2 separate regions of the Mus musculus genome follow, and region 1 is linked to region 2. The links are chromatin loops, found by intact Hi-C in ENCODE. Cell type or tissue: left cerebral cortex. All regions are shown on one strand. Links, peaks and the distances in the headings refer to the core of each region. The heading gives the core; the rest is flanking DNA. Region 1 holds the start of Arf1 (ADP-ribosylation factor 1). Region 2 holds the start of Iba57 (IBA57 homolog, iron-sulfur cluster assembly).

What was found. A loop is a pair of places that touch in the nucleus more often than their neighbours do. Peaks named below come from ENCODE experiments on the same cell type or tissue, not always from the same donor. Only the 100,000 strongest peaks of a DNase experiment are listed, where the experiment ranks them.
Region 1: it touches region 2 in a loop (7-fold over the local background); 4 of 42 quality-filtered maps call a loop at or near these places.

What each region holds. Positions count from the first base shown.
Region 1 is chr11:59,224,082-59,233,352 of GRCm38, forward strand. It overlaps Arf1 (ADP-ribosylation factor 1), which reads right to left and starts at 4,186. Exons shown (of 5, transcript NM_007476.3): 1 at 4,092-4,186. In left cerebral cortex, for the core only: a CTCF peak has its summit at 2,898; DNase peaks (open chromatin) are centred at 2,915, 3,603 and 4,239; H3K4me3 peaks cover 2,500 bases; H3K27ac peaks cover 2,194 bases.
Region 2 is chr11:59,159,815-59,169,085 of GRCm38, forward strand. Iba57 (IBA57 homolog, iron-sulfur cluster assembly) reads right to left here and starts at 3,931. Exons shown (of 3, transcript NM_173785.6): 1 at 3,537-3,931. The coding sequence starts at 3,877. In left cerebral cortex, for the core only: a CTCF peak has its summit at 3,897; DNase peaks (open chromatin) are centred at 3,636 and 3,942; H3K4me3 peaks cover 1,632 bases; H3K27ac peaks cover 1,687 bases.

The DNA of each region.
Region 1 (9,271 bases), core at 2,494-4,993, 64 kb after region 2:
TGCCCAATGCTGAGTAAGGCTACCACTTCCATCTTCTTCCACTACGCCCCTTACAGATACTCCTTATCAGAGGCAAAAGCAATGTTGTTTTTAAAAATTAAAAAGTTTAAAAGTTAAAACACACACGTGCACACACAACTTCAGAGAGGCTAATCCTAATGACTCAGGAAAAATCTACAGGGCCAACAACATGGAACAACATTTACGCAGTTTTAAACTATGTACAAGTTGTGCTTCTATGTAAACACTTCTACACTTTAACTGCTAGAGACTTGGGGGGGGGGGTGCACAGACCTGGGAACTGAATGAAGGTAAAGTGACAGCACAGAGGAAGCAAGGTATCCATCAAATTTAGTCCACAACTGGCAGCTTTAACCACACACTTCAGTTAATCACAATGATATGTCCAAAGTCTGATATAACTTGACATAATAGAAATGCTAAAAGCTGAAAATAACACCAATCAAAATTTCACCACCAAAGTCACTAGAAGATGGGCGTATGTAAATATAACTGGCTGGATTCAAACAAGGAAGAAGTGCATTGTTATCTACAGAAGAACAGGAAGCTTCAGAGAACACTCACAACGTCAGGCCACCTAGACTTCCTTCACTCTTCAGCACTGAGTCTCATTAAATCTAGAAACCCCTTTCTTGGCCACATGCACCTAAACTATACCAACAGAATTAAACAAAACAAAAAACTTGTTAGAGGACAACTAGAGAATCTAGGCCACAAACATTCCTGTTTCAGTATATGGTACTGCAAAAATATTTTGACAACTGATTCTGACAAAAAACAAGAAAGCTTTTGGAAAGAACTCTGGTTAAAGCATCCCTTTAACAGGTATACTTACCTTAATAAATACTAATTAGAAGACTTTTTAATTCTTTCACACACTTCTTAATTCCTGAAATGTCCAATGATAATAACCAAGTCCCACTCACACTACAGCAGTGATTCTCAGATCCTCAGATATGGGGAGCTGCTGGCCACCTGAACTTAATTGCCCCCAACAAGTCTGTAAACTATGCCTGCCTAGCATGGTGGCACAGCTGTAATCCCAGCAGGCTGTGATCTCCAGAGGGCAGGCAGGAGGATCTCAAGTTTGAGGAAAATCTGCACTACACAGTGAAACCCTTCCTGATGAACAGCACCAACAAAATATTGGCCAGCTGTCCTATTTTCTGTCAATTCTGCTCTTATCACTTAAAACTTTCCCTATTATCAAGGCCTGCAGAGAGTGCCACTGTTCCTAGTCTATTGGCTGCTGAAGGCTACCAAACTGTTACCACTGTGAGTAAAAAATCAGGACCCAGGATCAGATAAGTGTGTGGGGTTCTCATCAGTCTCCCGACTATCTGCAGCAGCACAGGGTGGGGGAACTCGGGGGAACACCTAAAAGGTCCCCCTGGAAATAGAGATTGGATGTGCCTACACTAACAAGTTTTCCAGCTAATCAGGTCACTTGACCCACCTGAGAGGGCTGAGTTACCCTTCAGGACATTGACAAACCGTCCAAGCTATTATCTATAATCTGTATCACAATCAATATTGGACACAGACGTTGGTGTGTAATGAGGAATCCCAATGTATACACACTCCCACCCCCAGCTACCTTTTAACTTCTCAGTAGGCAATGTCAAATCTTCAATAGTAGATAGAGAATACACACAAAAAGATGCTATTGCGTGTCAAATCTCAAGTCAAAGAAATTTCCATTTTTCTCTCCTTACCATCTCTGACAATTTCATGAAAAGGTCAAAGAGATTCAAGAAAGACAACAGGGAAGACCAGGAATGACAGAGCAACCTAGAGCAGCACAGCCTTTGTGATTACGAGTAGATTTAAACCTGTATATCAGAGCCAGGAGGTGGTGGCTTATGTCTTTAATCCCAACACCCAGGCAGATTTCTGAGTTCGAGGCTAGCCTGGTCTCCAGAGGGAGTTCCAGGACAGCCAGGGCTATACAGAAAAACCCTGCACATCAATGTAACATTTAATTCTAAGAATCTGAAAAAAAAAATTGACCAAACAATTTCAAAGCATTGTGACAAGCTATTGCATGAACTTGCACAACAAGTTTTTTCTCTTGGTTAGGCTGCCTGACACTGGGTTACCACAGCAACTGCTGGTCTAATTTACCTTTACTTTAAAAAAAAAAAGAAAGAAAGAAAAAGAAAAAGAAAAGGTATTTTGAAGCCTGTCTGGTCCTGGGCAGAGGAAGCAGCCCAGTGGAGCAAAGATTCTGAATATCCGTTCTACAAGGGGCAAGGGGCACAGTGGACGTCCCAGATGCATGACTTACAATCACAGCTGTGTGAGGGCCACAGAACTAGTTACTGCTACTTTCCTTTCAGGATGAGTAGACTGAGTATGAGTCAGCTGTTATTCACACTGCCTTAAACCTTGTATGCAGTGCTAGAGATCCAAACCAAGACTTCACGAAGGCTAGAAAAGCACTCTACCATCTAGCTCCTAAACCTTTTTGAAGTAGCAATTCTGTACATCTGCCTCACAAGCAAGAGAACAGTGTGGTGATCCAGTGACTCAGACCCATTTTCAAATCTAAGGATAAGTGAGAGACATTCCAATAAGGGAAACCTTTATGCCACAGAAGACAATGTAGTTCACACATCTGTGACTGGCCCTTACACCACACAACTCTCTGGAGAAACAGAGAAACCAGGTAGTAACACAGTGCATCAAATCTCATAGTTTAGGCTATTTCTGCTAGTGCTGCTAAAAGTTCAAAAGTGAGGACACTATAGTCACCTATGTCAGGCACTGTGGATACTGGCTAAGACAGAGGAGAGACACGAGGCCAGCACACAAAGCACCATGGCACCTCACTAGTCTTCTGACAGACACGGCAGAAACCACCAGAATCAGCCTGCAGGAAAAACTGCTGACCACTAGTTGTGAAACAAGAACTACAACAGAAGACTCCAACATGGGTTGTGGCATCAACTACTGGGCTCTCCAATGACTTCTGGGACCAAGAGCAGCTGACCCTTCCTTTCCTGACAAAGCAGCCAGTTGCTGTTTGAATGGGAGAATTCCTTCTTGATGTGAACAGAATCCCTAGCATTTTGCATTTGTTCTATGTAGCTAGACCATACAACATATGTAGCTACCTACACTACAAACTGACATGGCACGACCACCCTAAATGGACAGCCAGAATTGTGTACTGGACCTGGTCTCTGTACCTGCGGACTGCTCAGAGGCCGGGAACGGGTTATTCCATGGGCAGGTTAAAGATTCTCCAATTCAGAATGGCCTTTCTAATCCACCCAAAAGTGCATAAAGGAGCCGGTCAAGAGGCGAAACAAGGCTCAAACCCCTCCGGGGGCCATCGGCACCCCAATGCAGATCTCACCGACGATATTCGGGGCCCAAATCACGGCTAATTGGGGATCACAGTGGGTATTCTGGTATCCCCCGAGATCCGCAAATGCGCGTGTTAAATCCCAGCACCTGGATCCGCAGTTCGGAGCCCCTGTCCGACACCTGTCCCTTTCCCTTCCCCCTTCCTACAACTTCGGTCCTCCAGGCCGACAGGAACCGGACTCGAGAGACAGAAGAGGAAGACCTCGCCACCCGAGTGACCTTGACGTCGTCTCGGGGCCACCCGAGCCTCAGTTTCCCCAAGCCCGCGGTTCATGCCGTATCTGAAGCGGCCGGCTAGCCTTTAAGAAGGAAAACCCCGTGACCCCCCGAACCCTGCTCCCCGCTCCCAGGCTCTCGGGCCGTGGAGCCTAGGAGAGGCGCAGAGAGGAACAGCAGGAAACCTGGCTTCCTGGAGAAGAGCCGGCGTCCTGGCCGGACTTCCGGGCTGCGGCCCGCGGCGGGCGGCCAGGCAGGCGTAAGGGCCGCGGAGTGGGGGAGGGCCAAGCGGCCGTGGGCGACGCGGGACTCCGGGGCGTCCCGATCCTCTGTCCGGCCTGCCGCCGAGCTCACTGAGCATAGACCTCAGGCCGCCCGACCGGACTCGGTCCTTAGCAGCCGCAGCTGAGCGCCCCCTTGACTCCCACGATGACCAGCCCGCGGCCTCCCCAGTTTCGGCCTCAGCGCGCCCCGCGTCTCACCTCCGCGGCGGCTGCTCCCAGCCAGGCGTTGGTTTCGCTCCCACAAGATGGCGGCGCTGACGGCAGCCACGTCAGCGCCTGCCGCGGGGCACGCCGGGGGAAGAGGGCGGGCACGCAGAGGGCCCCGCCCCCACACGGATGGCGCTTGCGCGTCTGCACTTTGTAGCCTTCACGGGGCGGAGCCGAGGTCGCTCTGTTTCCGGATCGGGTCCCGGGCTAGCACTCTGGCTCCCGGCACTAGAACGAGCAAGGGTGTGGTGTATGGAGTTCCGTGTCCGCCGGCGCGTGCGCACGCGCGCCTTCCTGCGGAATTCCAGCCCATTCCGCGGATGCGGGGGTTGAGGCCAGTAAGCGTTCTAGAGCGCCAAGGTCAGAGTGGGAAGGTCGTGTCAGCCCTAGGAGGTGTAATGTCCTTCTCACAGTACCCCAGGGTCTCTGATATTCCAGCTGGGCCCTGGAATTGAAGAGAATGATGTGACCGACAGATGGCCAAAGTGGGAAGAGGCGCAGGCCAAATGTCAGACAAGCACCATGTCTCCACACTGGTCTTGGACCTGTGTGCACGCTCAGAGCTGACTGAGAGGACCAGACACCTGCATGGGCATAGCACTGCCTGAGAGGCAGTGATGGGGTGGCCTCCTTCAGGGTGCAGGTGAGGAGGAATCCGTTAACTCTCCCCATCGATGCAGGAATCAGGCCCAGGCTCTGTCCTCCCTATCCAGTTCTTCCACCCCGTGTGCTGTTGGGAGAAGTCCCACAGGTAGGAGATGTTGAGGGCCCTGGGAGATTCTTTTGAGCCTGGAGCCCTATCTATTGAGTTAGCAGGAGACAGTTCTGTTACCAGGGCCTGCTTCAGCCACTGTTGTGTCCAGGCACAGGGTACAGGGCATCCTCACTGTGTTTGGGGGTTGAGACCTCCAGAGCTTTCTCCCCAGAGTTGTGGGTGCTGAGCCTGGCAGGATTCGATGCAATAGTCACCTTCTTGACCCTAACACATCCCTTTCCATCGCTCAGGGCTCCATTTTCAAATGCTGCTTCTGTAAACGTCTATGGGGGTGCTTGCCTGTTCTCTCTCACCCTCAACACACAGCAAGTGTTTATACAAAGCCTTGGGTGTCGCTGCCTGCCACCAACCCTGGAGAAATGGCAGGACATCTCCTGAGACCTGTGATTCCAGCCATGCCAGAAGCCTGTCTTAGCCTCATGGATAAGTCGACAAAGAGATGGGGTGTCCAGAAAACCGCAGGCTAATAGTCAAGAACCAAACTCCCTTTCTGTACCTAAAAAGGCTAAAATTATGAAAAAATGGAGACAGGGTGGTAGTCATTCTGTTTATTGTAATGTGACCACTGTACATTGTAGTCCCGCTCAAAACATCACTCTGTACCCCGTAAATAATTATTTGTGTCAGTTAAAATTTTAAACAGCCTTTGTAGATATTTAATATCCACATGTGTAATGGATGATACATTTGAAGTGGATACCTACCTAGGCAGGCTCTTCCTACCTCCCCAGGTCAGCTGAAGCCACAGTGAAATTTTCATATTGCACATGAACTTTGAATGTTAAATTGTATATTCACTTAAATATATATAATTTTTCAAGATTTACTTATTTTATCTATATATGTGAGTGTCTATAAATATGTATGTATACCATATGGGTGCCTGGTGCCCAAAAAGTCCAGAAGATCCATTGGAACTGGAGCTACTGATGTTTTGAGTTACTATGCAGTTTCTGGGAACCAAACCCAGTTCCTCTACAAGAGCTGCAGTGGACTTGACCACAGAACCATCACTCCATCCCCAAGTGTGTATTAAAAAGGAAGTTGGACAATTGAACTGAAGAAACTCTTCATACTATTGTCACAGAGGACCCAAGCTCTGTTCCTAGCTCCCAACTGCCCATAACTCCGGTTCCAGGGACTCTGAAGCTTCTGCCTCCACAAGCACGTGCATAAACCACACACAGTTAAAAAAAAATCTTAAATTTTTAAAAATATTTATTTTTTAAAAAACAAAATCTTTAAAATTTTTAAAAGAAATAGAAAGCCAAAGAAACTTTATTTTGTGAGGAGGAACTTAGCAAATTGAAAAACAATATGGAGAGACAAGATGGGGTTTATGTAAGATACAGTTTTTTGAAAATGATAAGACAGATTGCTGGATGCCTACTCCCAAGTGAAGAAACTTACTTCCTTCTTTCATCTGTGCTTCTGCTTTGAGCCCTGTCCCAGTGGGGTGGCGGGGGCTTGAAAACATATGTGTGGGAGCCCTGAGTGGGCATGACTAGGGACAGACCCTACCAGGAAATAGCAATTGCTCGGGTAAACTGAGGCTAACTCTTCCACAAGGTTGCTTAGAGACCAGGAGTCCCTTTTCCTATCTGAGGTCCCTGGATGGACCAGCTCTGGCCAGGAGGGGGCGAGGTGAGCTGTGACTGAAAGAAGCTGTCCGTGTGGCTGTCCAGGATCCTTCCGCTACCTGTACTAGAAAGCTGGGAGTGCCGATGGCCTCAAACCTCCACTTCAGCTGATCATAGGCCAGGGAAAAGTCCAGGGCCTCTTCTGTAGACTAGTCTACTACGAGGTTTACTCCTAAGCACCTAGTCAGAGGCGTGGATCTCCAGGGGCCTGGCCTCCTGGTTTTGTCAGTTGCTAAAGAGACAGATGGACTCCTAGAGTAAGACCAGAGAAAGGAGGTTCAGTGAGGTGAAAGGAACTGTGTGTGCCTTGAAGACCCCATCCTGTGCCCCAGGCAATTTCTGCAGTTTCTGTAAGATGGATGGCATTCATGCCAGGCTACTGATGCTTAGAGATGTAGAAGTCTCTCTCTCTCTCTCTCTCTTTCTTTCTCTCTCTCTCTCTCTCTCTCTCTCTCTCTCTCTATATATATATATATATATATATATATATATATATATATATACACACACATACATGTGCACACTTGTGCATACGTGTATCACACACACCTGAGGTGGAGCCCACTGAAGTTTGCCCTCCACATCTCTTTCCCTGACCCCTTAGGGCTCAGGCACTCTGGTGATTTGACAGACTACAGTGTTCTCTGGGATTCCTATGCCAACAGGGAGCTCAGCGCTGCACCAGACCACTTTTTTTTTAAGTTGAAGTATTATTTTAAATACTTTTTAAAAAATTAATATTTATGGGGCTGGAGAGATGGCTCAGTGATCTTCCAAAGGTCCTGAGTTCAAATCCCAGCAACCACATCACCGGTGGCTCACAACCATCCGTAATGTAATGAGATCTGACGCCCTCTTCTGGTGGATCTGAAGACAGCTACAGTGTACTTAGATATAGTAATAAATAAATCTTTTTAAAAAATTAATATTTATATGAGTACACTGCAGTTGTCCCTAGACACACCAGAAGAGTGCATCAGACCCCATTACAGATGGTTGTGAGCCACCATGTAGTTGTTGGGAATTGAACTCAGGACCTCTGGAAGAGCAGTCAGTGCTCTTAACTGCTGAGCCATCTCTCTAGTCCCTCTTAGGGGCCTTTTCCAGCAGGAGTTTCTGAGCAGGCTAACTGGCTGAAAACATAACTTCACAGTGCCCTGAGTCTGTGCAGCACTGAGTCTCATTAGAACTCCACTTGGTATTATGTCTTATGTTCAACGTGCTCATACAATAAAAACTCTGGACCCTTAGTACCTGCTTACAGGTGGAACTTTACAGCTTTAATCACTTCCCCAGAGGGAGAGCTACAGGGAGAGCCCTGCCCTTCCTGAACTCTTGTCCCACTCCCTTTTCCAGGTCTTGAAGACTGAGAAGATTTTTTTTCTGTTTTTTAGAACACAATTCCTAAAATTCTAGGAATCTGGTAGTGAAGTGTAATCCTTGTGCTGATAAACCAACCTTCTGCAGCCCCTGGGTAGCTACCAGGTGGGGCTGCTCACTGCAAGACCAGGGCTAGATCAGAGGGTGGGGACCCTCATCAGCCTTATCTCAACCCCCAAAGAAGGAGGGATGGAGATTGAGTTGGATTGCTGATAGCCAGTGGTTTAATCAGTGTCCCCGTGTAACTAAGTGTCCATAAAACTGCTAGAGATAGATGTTCAGAGAGTCCTGGAAGCTGAACATGTGGAGGGGTCCTGGGCGGGAGAAAGAGGGTGGCCAGGGAAGGCATAGAAGCCTTCCACATACCTGACCTCTAACACCTGTCTCTTCATCTGTATCCTTGATAATTATTCTCATGATTAACCAGTCAACACAAGTTCTGCAAGCAAATGAGTACAACCCAAGGAAGTGTCTAGGAACTCCTGTTTGTTTGTTTGTTTGTTTGTATGTTTGTTTGATTGGTTTTGTTTGTTTGTTTGTTTTCAAGACAGGGTTCTTCTGTGTAGCCTTCCTAGAACTCACTCTGTAAACCAGGCTGGCCTCCAGCTCAGAGATCTGCCTGCCTCTGCCTCCTGAGTGCTGGGATTAAAGGTGTGCACCACCACTGCCTGTCAGAACCCCACGTTGATACTGGTTAGCAGGAGGAGAGATAATACACCCTGGGGCCTACTTCAGCACCAAAGTGGGGACATCTTAGAGACCCGTTCTCCCTCCCCACAATTCTGGGATCTGAGGCTCCAGACACACAGCCTCAGGCCTGAACTAAGTGGGAAGGAAGGAGCTGCTTTCTGGAGAGCAACAGTCCCCACACCTTTTGGAATCCCTGAAGTCCCCTGTTCTGGCTGTGACAAGAGACTACAGGAGAAACTGAGTTTGTTTTTTCTATACAAGATCCATCTCCTATTGCCTATTCCAGGACAGTTGTGAAGGAACTCTCCCTTGCCACAAGGGGGTAGCCCTGTCCTGAGTCCCAGGGAATGTATGGCCATCAGGGGGTGAGCTCAACCTGGTCTACCCAGCAGTCCAGAGAATCACAGCGCAGGTCCAGGAATGGAGAGCATTGGCTCCGGGACCTTTCTCAGTTCTAGTCTCTTTAAGTATCTTGCTTCTCCTTATACTTAATCCAGCCTCAGTTTCCCCATCTCATGTATAGCCCCTCACTCAGGCCAAGATTTCTGCTACTGGGATGGTATATATAGATGTCACCTCAGTTCAGCTCTGGCTGGCTGCTTGGAAGGCCATCTCTGCAGTCAAGGACTGTTTTCTTTCTGTTCTTGGCTTCATGCCACACCTAAATGGTTCGATGCAGAGGTGGT
Region 2 (9,271 bases), core at 2,343-4,842:
TACAACGGCTGATGCAGACCCAGCCTCCTACCACCTAGACTCTATGATGGAGAATCTCACCCCAATGGATTGGGAGAGGACAGAGGGCAGAGCCCCAGTTTCTCAGAGGCTTTGGGGTTAAGGGAGAAGTAGGTGGTAAGGCCTGGGTACCACACATCTTGTCAAGGACTGGCTGAATACACCAGGAGGTGCCACAACTCCCTAATGGCCACAGATGGACCCAGTCAGACCAAGAGTGTATAGTTACCACCTGGGAAACAGGCCCTGTGAAGGTGACTGAATGCCCAGGCACCTGCCTCAGTCTCCTCCTCTGACCTCCCTGTTCCTCAGTGCCAATCACAGGATGTCTGGGACACAGTAGTAGCCTGAGATCACAGAGACCCGAGCTAACCTGTGCACAGGCAGACGCAACAAAGGCCTGATGCTCTGTAGGAATTGGAGAGATGAGACTGGCTCAAATCCTCCACACCAGAGTAAACGGACAGACCAAGGGGGCACACTACCCAGACAGAGACTGAGGCTGGACAAAGGCAGTTCTCAGTCAGGCTCCTGTCCACAGTCCTGCCCGGAACAGGACCTCACAGCCTCTCTGGCTCCACGGTGAAGACAAAGTTAAGCTTACATGGTGGCAGACACCTACAATCCAGTGCTTCGGGAGTGGGAGTAGAGCATCAGGGTTGCTACATATGGAACTCAAGATCAAACTGGGCTGCACGAGATCCTTGCAAAACAACCAAACCCCACTAGTGTTTGTATGAGTTCCTTTTCTCACTCTGTAACCAAGTTCCAAAAGAAGCCATAATGAGCGGTTTGTTGGAAATCAGTTAGAGGGCACAGTCCATTATGGCGGGGGCCGGGGGTGGGGGGGAAGGAATTTGAGGCTGCCGATCACCCTGCATCTGCATCAGGAAGCAGAGAGAGGGATGCTGGAACTCAGCTTGCTTTCTCCTTTTCACTCAGTGCAGGATCCCAGGCCATGGGAAGGTGCCATCCACACTCAGGACAAGTCTTCTCACCTCAGCTATCCAAACCTAGAACCTCCCTCACAGGCATGCCTAAAGATTTGTTTCCTAGATAGTTCTAGGTCCTATCACTTATTTAACATTCTATATGCATGCAGCCCTGATGTTTATCTTCTTATGAATAAGCAAAGATGTTGGGGATGGGTGATTCACTAGTTGGCAGGTGTTGGACTTTCCCTTGATGCCCTGAGCAAAAGGACTGTCAGGCAGAGAGTCAGACGACCCCACAGCAGCACTTCCATGCAGCAGAGGGCCCTACTAACAGCACAGATCCCACCAGGGTTGTTTAAAATGGTTTTTATCAGACATTTTGCCATTACAGGTCTCACTGAATTCTAGATGATCTTGCAACCACTTTCAATTTGGCCAAATGGACAGCAGCTCCCTGGTAGCCTAGAAGAGGATCTGCTGTAACTATTGCTAAAGATGCAGCGTTATGGCTGTCCAAAACACAATCCTCAGTCATTACGAAGGTTGCCGATAGGCAAGTCTGTGATTGGTCCAAACATCCTTTCTGGGGCGATACAAACAGGCTGTGAAGGCTCACTTAGTGAGGTTGTGGGAAGACTTTCCTGAGCTTTGCCCCAGTGTGGGAGCAGCAGGCCCGAGAAAAGGCTTCTCTCCATTTTCTTTTCTTGCTTTCTGTAGTGTGGGCTGGGCTGGTAACAGAAAGAAGCAGCAGAGACAGCAGAGGTCAGCAGAGGCGGTGGAACTGCAGTGGTGGCGGCAGCAGCTGAGCAGTTGACAAGCCAAAGCTGCAGGGAAGGCAAGCCTGCCAGCTGTCTGACAGCTGAAGCGACAGCTGAGCAGTTCAACAACAGCCTGGGCAGGAAGAAAGATGGCAGACAGAGAGTGATAGCAAGCTGAGACTGAAGAAGGAGAAACGATTACAAAGAGCCAGAGAAGAGAAACTGCAGACCCAAGTCACTGAAGAGTCCAGGGAGCTGCCAATCAAACCTTCAGAGCCAAGGGTCTGAGACCCTGTGTAGAGGAGCAGTGACAACAGCTGGTATCAACAGCTAAGGAATCTCAACTTCCATAGCCCGTACAAGAGCTGTAACACTGGCTGCTGCCAAGACTAGAGGAATCCCTATATGAGGTCCACAAGACCTGTAAACACATGCAGGACCAAGGCTGAAGACGCTTAGGGTCTTTAACACGAGAGGGCAACTGCTTCTATACTAGCAACCACTGCCAATCACCATGAGGAATGGAAGCCACCAAAGACTAGCGCTTGAATCAACTCCAGCTGCCTATTGGTAACATGGAGAGATGATGGCGACCTGGAAACACAGGCAGATCCAAGGCTCCAGTATGGAGTCCATGCATGTTTTCTACAAAGGGCAATGACTGGCTTAGGCTTAAGGCCCTGAGTCACCACAGCCCGAACACTGCCTGGAAGACACCATCCCAGGGTTCACACAGAACTCTATATGCCAAAGCATCACAGTGGGTCTGGCCCATGGGTTGTCATTTGCTGACACAGTTCTAGATTCAGAGATTCACTAAGCGAAGTAATGTGGGAAAAGGATCTCTAGGAAGCACATCACTGTGGCCTTTCAGCACCTGGAGACAGGCACTCTAGATTTCCCCCCACAGAATGCAGACAACTACTGGATAGTGGTGCCATGGCTGTCAATTCTCATCCACCACTCTCATCCTGGAATAGCTACCCTCAGGGGTTCAGGAACTGTTCTCCAGATATGAGGATTCCCCATATACTCCCAATGAGCATCTAGGGGCTACTGAAGAGGCTCACCAAAAACCAACTTGGAAAGACACCGGGTAGCTGAGACAGGCAGCCAGGCCTGGACTTTGGTAGGAGTCAAGGGACAGCTCAGGGACAGGATAGGGAGGGCGGGTCTTCACATGCCTACTAGACAATGCTGAGACTTCACGACTTAGATCCTATAAAGGTGAGCAGCTGAAGACTCAATGCTATAGACGCAGGCCCTGCCCAGACTGGCCAGCAAACACTATTTACAGTCACAGTCAGGTCTGCTGTATAGATAATGAGACCATACAGGCAAACAGCTGGCACTGCAAAGAGGAACCAGAAATAAGGGAAAAACTGGATTCTCAGAACACTGGGACAATCTGTCACTGTGGAGAGGCTGTGCAGAGAGTGGCTTTTTGAATAAAGTCCCACGAACCAGCGAAATCTTTCTAAGAAGTGAGGAGGGAGGGACAAAGCTGAAGCACCCATCTTGAAAATAACTCCAGAAGCTTCTGACTTGACTGGTTGGGGTCCCAGGCACAACGCTCTGTGCAAGTAACTAGCGCAACCTGGATGCCTTCCATGGGACATCCGCCTCTAGGTGACCCCTTCCCTAAGTCTAGATTGTCCTCAGAAAGTCATTTCCAGAATAATCTAATTATGCCTCTTCCCAAGGGTGTCTAGCCAGTATTCCCTAGAAATCTTATCCTGGACATCCTTCCTGGGATTCTGGAGGTCTGCTCCCTCAGCACTCTAACGACCCTACTGCCCCGCCCTGCTGCCCCGCCCAAGCTCACCCATACAGAATGACGTCATAGAGCGTGCGTCCCTGCACATTCAGGAAATGGGCATACGCCGCACGCGCAGAGGGCTGAGCCGCGCCGGTCGGAGGCCCCGAAAGCGGCAGCTCATTGGTCGATAGTCCCAACAGGAAGGGTGCAGCGTCCGGGCCGCGCACGCGCACTAAGGCGCGCCCGTCCAGCCGGAAGCAAGTCCAGGCCACACCGTCCGCGGGGTTGCTGCCAAGAAGGCCAAAGCCACGGGCTAGGCAGTGACTCGCGGTCCCGCTCAGCCGCCAGTGCCAAGCTGGGCTTCTGCGCCCCACAGCCGCGCCCCGAAGCAGCGCCACCGCTGCCATCTTGGGCGCTAAGTGAAGGCGGGCACCACAGCGGCCCCGGGCGGCGGCGGCGGCGGCGGCGGCTGGCGACGCGCGTGCGTGGGGGGGAAAGTGGGCGGGACCTCAGCCAGTGGATGGGTGCGCAAGCCCAGATAAACACCAAGGCTAGAGCCACCCGGTGACCCTTTCCTTAGTTGGCTCCTGGTCAAACCGCTTGTGGTCGTGGTAAATAAGTAAACATGAAATCTGCCATCTTACCTCGGTCCTGGTGTGCAATCCCAGCCAGCCTCTCGGGGGGCAGAGGCAGGAGGATGCGTGTTCAAGACCTGCCTGTGCAACTTAAAATGAATATCCTGTCTCCGAATAAAAAGTTGAAGATAGATAGCTCAGTGGTAGAGCATTTCCTAGCAGGCAGGAAGCCATGGTTCCCATCCCCAGTACTGCCCAGAAAAAAAGGAGGAAAAAAGTTAGGCATTTCCTTGTTCACGGTTAAATACGAACAGTATAAAATGTATTATCTTCACCACTGTTACTTTGTTATTGCTATACTAAACATGACCAAAAGCAACTTGGGAAGAAAAGGGGTTCACTTCATTTGAAAACTCTCAGGTCACACCCACTTACAGAGAGAACTCAGGGCAGGAACTGAAGCAGAAGCCCTGGAAGAGGGCTCTTACCGGCCAGCTTCTGATGGCTTGTCCAGCCTGCTTTTTGATACGACCCAGGAGCACCTGTCCACAGTGAGCTGGGCCCTCTCACATCAGTCATTGATGTGATATAAGCCAAGACCTGTTTAGAGGCCAAGCTTATGGAGGCGTTTTCTGAATCTTCCCAGATATCGCTAGGCTTGTGGCAAGTTGATGAAAGCCAGCCAGCGAGACCACTTTTAGTGCATTTATATCGGCATTGTTCAAACGGCTGCGCAGCCCTCACTATCATCCAACTCCAGAACTTTTTATCTCCCAATCATCCAACTCCAGAACGTTGACTCCTCCCAGAACACACACTCAGCCGCTGGTGCCCACAGTTGGCTTTCTGCCCTTGTGGGTTGGAAGCCTCTGAGAACCAGTGCCTGTCCTCTTGCACCTGGCTCTCTTCATGGAGCACCCATCCTCAGTATAGCACGTATCAGAATTCCCTTCCCTTTTTAAGAATTGTATTTTATAGCTGGGCATGGTGGCACACACCTTTAATCCCAGCACTTGGGAGACAGAGGCAGGTGGATTTCTGAGTTTGAGGCCAGCCTGGTCTACAGAGTGAGTTCCAGGACAGCCAGGGCTATACAGAGAAATCCTGTATCGAAAAAAAATTTTTTTATTACGGTAATGCCTACCTTTCCCTATGTGCTGAGCTGGCAACGGGTACTTGGGAGGTCTCCAATTCTTGGAGCCAGGAAAAGTGTTGCTATGAAAACAACTACACGGATGTCTCTTTGAGTCCCTGTTCTTGGGTCTTTGGGGCATACTGGATCATATTGCTACCAGGGAAACTGGAGTTCCTTTTGTGTGTTCTTAGTCTTATTAACAAAAGAATTTCGAAATGGACTTGGAGCTTGGTAGTGGCGCATGCCTTTAACACCAGCATTGGCTGGGCAGAGGCAGGCAGGTCTCTGTAAGCCCTGGCTAGTCTACAGAGCTAGTATCAAGACAGTCAGGGATACACAAATAAGCCCTATCTTGTGGGAAGGGGAGAAGAAAATTAACAGTTGAGAGAAAAACCTACAAAGAAAGTAGATGTGTTGCATAGTTCTTTTATGTCAACTTGACACAGGCTAAAGTCATCTGAGAGGAAGGAACCGCAATTAAGAAAATGCCTCCATAAGATCTGGCTTTAGGCACGTCTGTATGGCATTTTCTTAATTAGTGATTGATGGAGGAGGGCCAGGCCCATTGTGAGTAGGGCCATCCCTGGGCTGCTTGTCCTGGATTCTATAAGAAAGCAGACTGAACAAACCATGCTTCGGAGCAAAGCCACTATGCAGCATCCCTCCCCTCCCCTCCCCTGCCCTCCTCTCCCCTCCCCTCCCCTCCCCTCCTCTCCCCTCCCCTCCCCTCCATGGCCTCTGCCTCAGCTCCTGGCTGGTGTTTGAGGTCCCCCCCCCAGACTTCCTTGAATGATAAATAACAATGTGGAAGTGTAAGCCCAATAACCCCTTTCCTCCCCAGCTTGTTTTTTGGTCATACTATTTTGTCATAGCAACAGAAACCCTGACAGGAATAGAAAGTCAGTAGGTAAGCAACACATTCCTACAGTTGCTTGGAGAACAGTCATGCCTTTTGCATTTAAATGAGGGTCACAGAAACAGAAAGCTCAGAGTATCAGGAGAAATGAGTTTATTAGGCTTTTGGCCAGAATCCAGACAGATAAAAAGAAGGAAAGGGAGAAAACATGCTTAGTGCTGGGCCCCAATCTAAGTTCAAAATGTTAACAGCTCAGGCCTGACTTCAAAGGAGACTTCATTCCAGGCTGTTGGATCCCAGTGTTTCGGGATTCTGAACAAAGAGACAGGATACCAAGATTTTTCAAAAGTAGTTTTTAATTATTCCAGCAGTTTCAGTGAAACTCTTGGATTTTTTTTTTTTTACTTATTTCGTGTTATTTTTAAAGTGACAGAACTTTTTATATGGCTTTTGCCAGAACTTTTTATATGGCTTTTGCTTCTTTGTCTTCCATTTGTCTTCCATATATAGTAACTTATAATTTTATTGGTTATTTTACAACCTTCAGGTGAGTTTCTAAAGATGGCCTAGATATGGAGGAAAGCAGGGTCACTCAAATGTAATCTCACAGAAGCTTGGCAAAAAATAATCCACAGGGTGGCCTTCCTGCCTTTCCTTCAGGGTTTCTAGAAAGGATAAGAGAATGGCGTAGAGAGTTGTAGTCACGTTTATACATATGCAAGGGCATGGTTCCCCCTGTGGCTGTCATCTGTGTTTCTTTTCCATGGTTCTCCGAGGCTTCTACCGTTAAGTCTCAAACCTGGGACAAATGGCTAGCTGAGGTGCTCACTGCTGCATCAAAGCAGACCTGGCCACAGGGTTTTCTTGCATCCCTCAGTCCCTACCTGTTACAGGGTACGGCTGGCATCCTCTGCCCACTACTCTAAATTTCTCCAGCCTGAGGCCTGGGCTACCCTTCCCCCAGATGTCCTTCCCTATATAATTCAGCCATTTTGCTTACCTGGACCGTTTCGATTACCTTCTTGGTCTCTTGGTCTGGTTTTCCCATCTCCCCTACCCTCTCTCTCCTTACATAGCTTTGCTCATCTGGGCTCTCCCAGATGTCCTTGCCTCTAGCTATGCTCTCCCTATTATCTACAATAAACCTTCTCCTCCACCATACCTAGGAACAGTCACGTCCTTCCTTTTTTATTTATTTCTTTTCTTCTTCTTCTTCCACTCATCTAGTGCCAAAACCCAGACCAATCATGGCCTTTTCTTTTTAATTTCTTTTTTTTTCATTCACCTACCACACAAGGGCAAATGATTGCACCAGAGATATATGGTGAGAAATAGAGATAGTTTATACAACTCCGTTTAGATTTATTTATTGTTTTGTATGTTTGTTTGTACACCATGTTCATGCCTAGTGCCCGTTGAAGTCAGAAAAGGAAGTTGGCATTCCTGTGATTGGCATGAACAGATGGTTGCGACCCTCCACATAGGTGTTAGGAACTGAACTCAGATCCTTTGCAAGAGTAACAGGTGCCCTTAACTTCTGAGTCAACTGTCCATCTCTCTAGAGACAGTTTATTAAGAAAGCAAAAGCAAGGAAGGAGGAGTGGTACACACCTTTAATCAGCACTCAGAAGGCAAAGGCAGAGGCAGGGGGATCACCGTGATTTTGAAGCCAGCCTGGTCTACTAAATTGCAAGTTCCAGGCAGTCAGGGCTACATAGCGAGACTCTAGTCTTTAAATAAATAAGCAAGCCATGCAGTAGTGGCACACACCTTTAATCCCAGCACTTGGGAGGCAGAGGCAGGGGGATCTCTGTTTGAGGCCAGCCTGGTCTACAGAGGCTGTTCCAGGACAGCCGGGGCTACACAGAAACTGTGTCTCAAAAAGAACAATAAATTAAAAAATAATAAATAAATAAATATGGATCTATGGTTCTATGTCAACAATTTCTGTACTATGAGTAGACTCCATTTAAGATAAATATCAATTTATTGGAAAGCAATATGTCTTACTAGGTACCTTCCGCAAAACTTGGTCATCCTGTATCAGCTCAGATTAACATCAAAGGGCTGGCAGTTCACCTCAAGCCTCTGGACCCCATGGACACTTAGGCTGTTAGTCCAGGTGGCTGAATGTGTGTCCCCTGTCTCCACATTGACATTTCAACCTGCAGCAGCGACTGTGATCAGGTGGTAAGCAAGCAGCTGATCATGTCTGCTTGCCAGCAGCCCACAGGCAGTGCTATCCGCCCAGCTCTGCCCACAGGCCGTGCCTCGCCTCACCTACCCAGCTCTGCCCATATTTTTTGTTGCTGCTGATGATCTTTCCAGCTGAACCATGGGAACATCAGCTGCTCAAGTGTCTCCTGGGGACAAGGACAGGTCTCACTCCTCCGTCCTATTGTTGTGACAAGCCTAGACATGACTCTTCATCCTCCTAGGAGCTGTTGTATTGTCTCCTCGTGACTGAACTCAAGGGGATGGACATGCTGGGGACTACGACACATGGAGCTGTAGTTACTGCCTAGAGACACTTCTCCAAAGAGAAACAGCCCTGACCCATGGTCAGAAGCTGCACCCTGAACAGTGGCCTCCCTACCTGAAGGAGCCACTTCTCCTGCCGTGTGTCACCTAGCTTCAGGGTGGCCCCAACAATCTGTAAGAAACCTGCTCAAGTCTGTCCCACCGTGTCAGTCTCTGGGTATGTAACTTGTTTCTCGTAAGTGTTCCACTCCTCATATAACACATCAGAGACTTGAAAATGTCCTTGTTTATAGAGCCCCAGGCAGGTGTGACTTTCATATAGATAATAAAGGAAAAGCAATTTTGGGGGGAAGAGGTTTCACTATGTAACTCTGGATGGCCTTAAACTCCGTATGCAGAACAGGCTCACCGCAAAGTCACAGAGATCTGCCTGTGTCTGCCTTCTAAGTGCTGAGATTAAAGACATGTGCCATCATGTCCAGCCTAAAGGAAATCCTCCCTGTGGTAGTTGCTAGGGTGATGTTAAAGAAGCTGCTGATGAGGTTGGAAAGATGGCTCTGTGACTTGGAGCCCTTGCTGCATAATCATGAGGACTGGAATTTGGATCCCAAGCATCCATTTAACAAGCCAGGCATCCGGCAAATGCCTGTAAACACTCTCTTCTGGACTCTGAATGCACTCGTATATACAAGTACTCACACGTGCACACACGCATGCTTGCGTGCACACATGTGCTTGCACACACATGTACACA